Regions from separate parts of the Homo sapiens genome. Here region 1 is linked to region 2. A link is a contact called in ENCODE Hi-C or POLR2A ChIA-PET data. All regions are on one chromosome and are shown on one strand. Each heading gives the region's core, a stretch centred on a gene start or an enhancer-like site at or near the end of the contact. The rest is flanking DNA. Distances are from core to core; before and after follow the strand shown. Region 1 overlaps DHX34 (DExH-box helicase 34). Region 2 has its middle 15 kb from the start of INAFM1.

What was found. Hi-C counts contacts between places; a loop is a spot of excess contacts on that map. ChIA-PET counts read pairs that join two places held with the same protein, here RNA polymerase II (POLR2A). Pooled maps may share reads with other maps.
Region 1: a loop to region 2 is called in a pooled map of posterior vena cava, with 2.3 times the contacts of the local background. The contact joins two enhancer-like sites. A Hi-C loop is called at or near these places in 19 of 168 maps with a recorded cell type or tissue (GM12878, GM13976, GM13977 and 16 more) and 5 of 50 pooled maps. POLR2A ChIA-PET finds 5 or more read pairs at or near these places in 7 of 52 experiments (AG04450, BJ, CD8-positive, alpha-beta memory T cell and 4 more).

The regions. Positions count from the first base shown.
Region 1 is chr19:47,375,640-47,378,931 of GRCh38, reverse strand. It overlaps DHX34 (DExH-box helicase 34), which reads right to left. Exons shown (of 17, transcript NM_014681.6): 10 at 3,224-3,292; 11 at 2,835-3,008; 12 at 2,372-2,489; 13 at 1,726-1,832. Among named protein-coding and RNA genes, the nearest start is that of DHX34, 28 kb to the right of the region's middle. Within about 2 kb of position 1,456, at least 5 of the 41 ENCODE cell types and tissues checked have a DNase peak (open chromatin) inside an H3K27ac peak, as active enhancers do.
Region 2 is chr19:47,288,566-47,292,102 of GRCh38, reverse strand. No RefSeq gene overlaps it. Among named protein-coding and RNA genes, the nearest start is that of INAFM1, 15 kb to the right of the region's middle. RefSeq lists an enhancer at 1,384-2,235. Within about 2 kb of position 2,287, at least 14 of the 41 ENCODE cell types and tissues checked have a DNase peak (open chromatin) inside an H3K27ac peak, as active enhancers do.

The DNA of each region.
Region 1 (3,292 bases), core at 207-2,706, 88 kb before region 2:
TCCCAAACTCCTGGCCTCAACTGATCCACACACCTCGGCCTCCCAAAGTGCCGGGATTATAGGCGTGAGCCACCATGCCCGGCTTATTATTTTTTGAGACAGTGTCTCACTCTGTCACCCAGGCTGGAGTGCAGTGTCAACAATCACAGCTCACTGCAGCCTCAATCTCCCAGGCTCAAGCAATCCTCCTGCCTCAGCCTCCCGAGTAGCTGGGATTACAGGCACACAACACCACGCCCAGCTAACTTTTTAAAATTTTTTGTAGAGATAGATAGAGTCTCCCTATGTTGCCCAGGCTGCCTTTGAACTCCTGGGCTCAAACAATCCTCCCACCTCAGCCTCCCAAGGTGCTGGGATTCCAGGTGTGAGCTGGCCAGATTCTCTCAACAAGCAGTCCAGTGCAGGGAGAGAGCGCCTCAGGTAGCAGGTCTGTTCCGCTTCCTGCGGCCCGGCTGGTCGCCAATCCTCTGTCCCTCGGCCTGCGTGCTGCCTGCTTTCCCATGCTCACATGAGCACCTGGCATCACCCTTTTGGTTTGCCGTCTGCCTCTACCATCCTATCTGAGCCCCATGAGGGTGGGGAGTTTGGTTGACATTGACCACAGCTGCACCCCCGGCCCCAGAACACTGAACACTAACAGTGCCTGGCCCACCAGACGGGCTCGAGGGAGGTGTGGACACACACAGAAGTGACTGAGCTGAGCTGGCTTTTGTGGTGTTGGTGGCAATCGCAGTGTCAACAAAACCCTGAGGCTCTAGGAGCCTGCAGGTTCCTCTCTCCCCTCCACGTTCCCTGGGACCCAAGCCGGGGAGTGCTGGTAGTGAGCCAGGAGGCAGGAGGGGGCAGTGTGACCCAGGAGCTCTGGCTTGGCCACCTGCTCGGTGTGTGACTTAGGTGACGTATCCCCGCCCCTGCCTGAGCTTCAGTCCCCTCTATAAAGGGAGACCCACAGGGCTGCGTGAGGACTCCGAGGCCAGGCCTAGGATCACAAAGACGCTCGAGGAGCACTAGGGGCAGGGCAGTGGCTGCCATGGGGCCCATGGCTCTGCTGCCGGTGCCCATGCAAGGGCATCCATGATCTGAGTTCGGCCTCAGCCTCCACCGGGGCAGCACCCTCCTCTCCCTCCTGGCAGCTGCCAGCCCTCCTGGCTGGGACCCTGTCCCAGCTCTGAGAAGTCCCCAGGGTCCTGTCTCCCTCGCCTCTCTGGCCTCATCTCCACACGCTCTCCCTTGCTGACTGCACGCCAGGCACATGTCTGCCTCGGAGCCTCTGTGCAGGCCACCCCACTGCCTGGAACACTCTGCCCCGAGATCCACACGCTCTCCTCTTTGGGTCTCTGCCTGGGGACACCAGGTGGCCTTATCTTGTACCACACCCTGTGTCCACCCTCCCACACGTCGCTCAGGGCATCACTGTGCTACTGCTGTCACTGTCCCCTGCCACTAGAGCCCGAGAGGGCAGGGGCTGGGCTTCATGCCTGGTTCCCTGCTGCGCCCTTGGCACCTGGCACAGCGCCTGGCACCCAGCAGGCACTTGGCAGGTTAACTGTTGAGCAAGTCCATGAATGAGAGAAAAAGCAGCCACAGCAACGGCCCAAGGCTGACGCCTGCGGCCAGCCCAGGTGCCAGGTGGCCCCTCCAAGCCCACGCGGTGCCCCCACCCACCACCCTGGGCAACGCAGCTCTCATATCTGGGCATGGGGGCGGGGTGGGGCAGAGGCCCACCTGGAGGGCAGGGATGCGGACGCAGTTCACCAGGTACGGCTTGTTGGTCTCCAGCAGGGACACGAAGCTGAGGAGCTGGTGTTTGCTGCTCATCTTGTCCTTGTCGTCTGAAAGGTTGAGGAGGACCGCTCAGGCCCACCCTGGCCCACCCAGGCCCATCAGAAGCCCGCCTGTCCCACCCGGTCAAAGTACACATCGATAGAAAGAGTATGCTTACGGCATGGCTTTGGTGGCCTGGCTCAGACAAGAAGGTCAGCCAAATCTGAATGTGACTCCCAGCACGCAGCCATGCCTGCAGCGAGACACCCTTCCATGCACACGGGTGCCAGGGGGGCCTCCCTCTGCAGGACCCACCTGGGAGCTCACAGAGTCCATAGGACAGGCCCCCTGACCGGTGCTCACTCTCTGGGCACAGCCACACTGGCTTAGGTTGACTATCACCACCATGCGGAAGGTGAGGCCCAGCAGGGGTGAGTCACCCAAGGCTACCCAGGGAGGCCTGGCCCTGGAACTTCCCCTCCTGTGGGCCCCCGTCAATACCAGCCTGGGCCGGTGTGGGAGCCCCAGCCAGAGGGGCCTGGGAGTTCACGGTATCCCTGCCCCTCACATCCCGGATGGGGGTTCCTTCCGCCTGGGCTCACTGTACCTCGGCTTCCGTCGCAGTTGCTGGCCTCCAGCTCCTGTGCGTGCAGCACCTCGGGGCTGCCAGCGAAGACGCAGGTGGGGTGCAGCACGGCGCCCTGCTTGGCCTGCGTGTGGAAAATCTGCGGAGGACAGAGAGAAAGCACAAGCCCTCCTATCTGCTCTCTCCTCTGCCCAGGATGCCTCTCCTCCACCCTCTGGCCCAGGTTCCCTCCTCCAGGAAGCCCTCCCTGACTCCTCCAAATCTGGGGCAGATGCCCCCTGTGGGCTCCTATAGTGCTCTTGACTCCCCAAGCCCTGCCCACTCTGGGTTGTCTGGGGATGGGTCTGTCCTCCCACTGGGTTGTGAGCCCCATGGGGACAGAACCAGGGTTGTTTCAGTCACCACTGCATTCCCGGCACAGGACAGGCACTCAGGGTTCGTGTGTTGGAGGACAAAACATAGGATGGGGCAGAACAGGCCCCACCTGGTCTGAGTCCTTTCGGCTGCTGTTGAAGGCGTCGGGGACGGCCAGCTGTGGGTACAGGCCCCGGCCCAGCACCAGCTTCAGCAGAGCCAGCTGCTCGCGGCTCAGGTCCTGGGCTGAGCTGGCAGCGGCCTGCAGCTGCGCCAGGTCATGCCGAAGCTTGAACTTCACATCCTGGGGGGAGCACGGGGAGGCAGAGTCTTAGGGGACCTGAGGGGCTCCTACCATGATCCGCAGACCCCCAGGCTCTGCAGATACCTGGGACCAAGCACCGTCCATGGAAACCCGGCTCCTGAAATGAGGACAGGGCCATGTCCCCTGGGACCCCCCCAGGAGAGGCCAAGGCCCACCTTGGTAAACCCCCACACCCCACAGCCCATGGCGCCCACCTGGATGTCCACGCCATCACTGGCCCCTGGGGGGGCTGGGCCAGCCCTGTCCTCGTCACTGGAGCCGCC
Region 2 (3,537 bases), core at 1,038-3,537:
GGAGGTGGAACTCGCAGTGAGCCAAGATCGCGCAACTGCACTCTAGCCTGGGCGACAGAGCGAGACTCCGTCTCAAAAAAAAAAAAAAAAAAGTGGACGAGATGAAAATACTATTCCAGAAGCACCTGTAAGGGACAGAGAGAGGGAAACTGTAAGGAAAAAGTTAAGATATGTAAGCCAGGCATGGTGGCTCATGCCTGTAATCCCAGTGCTTTGGGAGGCCGAGATGGGTGGATCACCTGAGGTCAGGAGTTTGAGACCAGCCTGGCCAACATAGTGAAACCCCATCTCTACTAAAACTACAAAAAATTAGCCAGGCATTGTGGTGGGCGCCTGTAATCCCAGCTACTTGGGAGGCTGAGGCAGGAGAATCACTTGAATCTGGGAGGCAGAGGTTGCAGTGAGCAGAGATCACGCAACTGCACTCCAGCCTGGGTGTCAGAGCAAGAGTCTGTTTCATAAAAGAAGAATAATAATTCTCTGGATTACTAGGCAGAGACTCTTGTTCTCTTCCCTTACTTTTTCCAGAGTCTCTCTGTGCTGAGATGCCTGGAGTTGGGGGAGGGGTGACACAAGCTCCTCTGTGGCCACCACCTCTGGGACTGCACTGGGTCAGACCTGAAGCCAGCACAGCCCTGGGTCTCACCCAAGGCCCGCTGTACCCAGAGCCTGGAAACCACCTATGTTCACTCTAGGCTCGAGCGTTCTACAGCCAGTAGGTGGTGAAGCCAGCAGACTTGTGTTCATTTCTTCAGGATGGCGAGGTCCCCCCGGCCCTGGGTGGGTCCAGAGATGCCATGCAGGAGCTTGAACCCAGAGTTGGAAACCTTAGGAATCTACTGGGCGCTCTATTCTACTATAGCTGAGGGGCTACCCAAGCCACAAGACAAAGTCCTTCCCACTCTTCTCTCTCCTTCCCACAAGCCAAGAAGTCTCTCCCTGTGGCCACCACCCCAGGCCCACGGCAAGTACTGCCTGGCCACCACTGATGTTCACTCCAGGCCCAAGCGCTCTTCGGTCAGCTTGCAGTGAATCCTGCCAGGCCTAGAACTCTCCCTTCAAGGCTGTGGACTTCCCTCTGGCCCAGGGCAGGTCCAAAAATGCTGTCCAAGAGCCATGGCCTGGAATCGGGGACCCCAAGAGTGCACTTGGGGCTCTACCCCTCTGTGGCCAAGCTGGCAGCTAAGCTGCAAGACGAAGTTGCATTTACTCTTCACTTTGCTTTCCTTTTTTTTTTTTTGAGACATTGTCTTGCTCTGTTGCCCAGGCTGGAGTGCAGTGGCGCAATCTCAGCTCACTGCAACCTCTGCTTCCCGGATTCAAACGATTCTCCTGCCTCAGCCTCCCAAGTAGCTGGGATTGTAGGCATGCACCACCACACCTGGCTAATTTTTGTATTTTTAGTAGAGATGGGGTTTCGCCATGTTGGCCAGGCTGGTCCTGAATTCCTGACCTCAGATGATCCACCCACCTCAGCCTCCCAAAGTGCTGGGATTACAGACATGAGACATCACGCCCAGACTTCCCTTTGCTTTTTTTTTTTTTTTTTTTCCGAGACAGTGTCTTACTCTGTCATCCAGGCTGGAGTGCAATGGCGTGAACTGGACTCATTGCAGCCTCTGCCTCCCAGGTTCGAGCGATTCTCCTGCCTCAGCCTCCCGAGTAACTGGAATTACATGCGCCCCCCCCGACCCCCACCACGCCCAGCTAATTTTTATATTTTTAGTGGAGACAGGGTTTCACCATGTTGGCCAGGCTGGTCTCGAACTCCTGACCTCAGGTGATCCACTTGATCAGAAAGTGCTGGGATTACAGGCATGAGCCACCACGCCTGGCCTCTCTGCTTTCTCAAGCAGAAGGAGTCTCTCCCATGTAGCCACCACAGCCGGGAATGTGCCAGGTTCCACCTGAAGCCATCACGTTTGAGTCTCACCTAAGGCCCACAGCGTGAACCACCTGGCCTGGCCACCGCTGCTGATTATTCAGGGCCCAAGGGCTCTTTAGTCAGCAGGTGATGAACCTGCCAGGACTGGGTCCTTACCTTCAACACAGCAGCTTCCCTTCCCCCTCACGGTGTGTTCGAAATGTCCTCCAGGAGCTGGGGCCTGGAATGGGAGTCACACAGTTCTGCCCAGTGCCCTACCCTACTGAGGTAGGAGGCAGGGCTTGTACACAGGACCAAACTGAGGACTGGCTGAAACAGGTCTAGGGCAAAAGCAGTTTTCCATAAGACACACCCACCAGTGTACCGTATCAGTTTACCATTGCCATGGCAACACTCGGACCTTAGCACCACTTTCCATGGCAATGACCCGGTGACTGGAAATTACCACCCTCATCCTAGAAATTTTTGCATAAACTGCCCCTTGATTTGCATATAATTAAAAGTGGGTATAAATATGACAGCAGTGCTGCCTCTGGGCTGCTCTTCTGGGCACACTGCCTGTGGGGTAGCCCCGCTCTGCAAGGGGCAATTCCTCTGCTGCAGCTGTGCACTGAGGCTTCAGTAAAAGTTGCTATTTAACACCACTGAGCCAGACACGGTGACTCATGCATGTAATCCCAGCATCTTGGGAGCCCGAGGTGGGTGGATCACTTGAAGCCAGGAATTCAAGACCAGCCAGCAACATGGTGAAACTTCACCTCCACAAAACATTAGCCGGGCACGGTGACACATGCCTGTAATCCCAGCTACTTGGGAGGCTGAGGCACAAGAATCACTTGAAACCGGGAAGTGGAGGTTGCAGTGAGCTGAGATCATGCCACTGCACTCCAGCCTGGGTGACAGAGCAACACTCTGTCTCAAAAAAGGAAAAAGAAAAAAAAATAACACCACTGGCTCACCCTTGAATTCTTACATGGGCAAAGTCAAGAACCCTCCCAGGCTAAGCCCCAATACTGAGACTGTAGACACACATCACCAAGCCCACCTAATTTTTAAAAATTTTTCTCTTATAGAGACAGGGTCTTGCTATGTTGCCTAGGCTGGTTTCAAATTACTGGCCTCATGCTATCCCTCCCACCTCAGCCTTTCAAAGTGCTGGGATTACAGGCATGAACCACCTTGCCCAGCCATAAACTCTCTTTTTTAAGCCATTGTTGGCTGGGCAGCAGGGGGGTCTATTTGTTACAGCAGCTTATCTCATTCTAACCAATACCTGCTACTGTGCATAACACGTGTAACACTCCCAGCCTCACCCTTCATGGCGTACACCCCTCCCAATCCTTCCCCAGACCTTCTCCCACAGTAGAGCTCAACAGCTGACAGGTGGCCGTCCCACCTATCACTTTTTACTTTATTTGCATGTTTTTTGTTTTTGGGGTTTTTTTGACACAGAGTCTTGCTCTGTCGCCCAGGCTGGAGTACAGTGGTGCCATCTCAGCTCACTGCAGCCTCTGCCTCCTGGGTTCAAGTGATTCTCCTGCCTCAGCCTCCTGAGTAGCTGGGACTACAGGCACATGCCACCACGCCTGGCTAATTTCTTGTATTTCTAGTAGAGATGGGGTTTCCCCATGTCCACCCATGATGCACCGCAC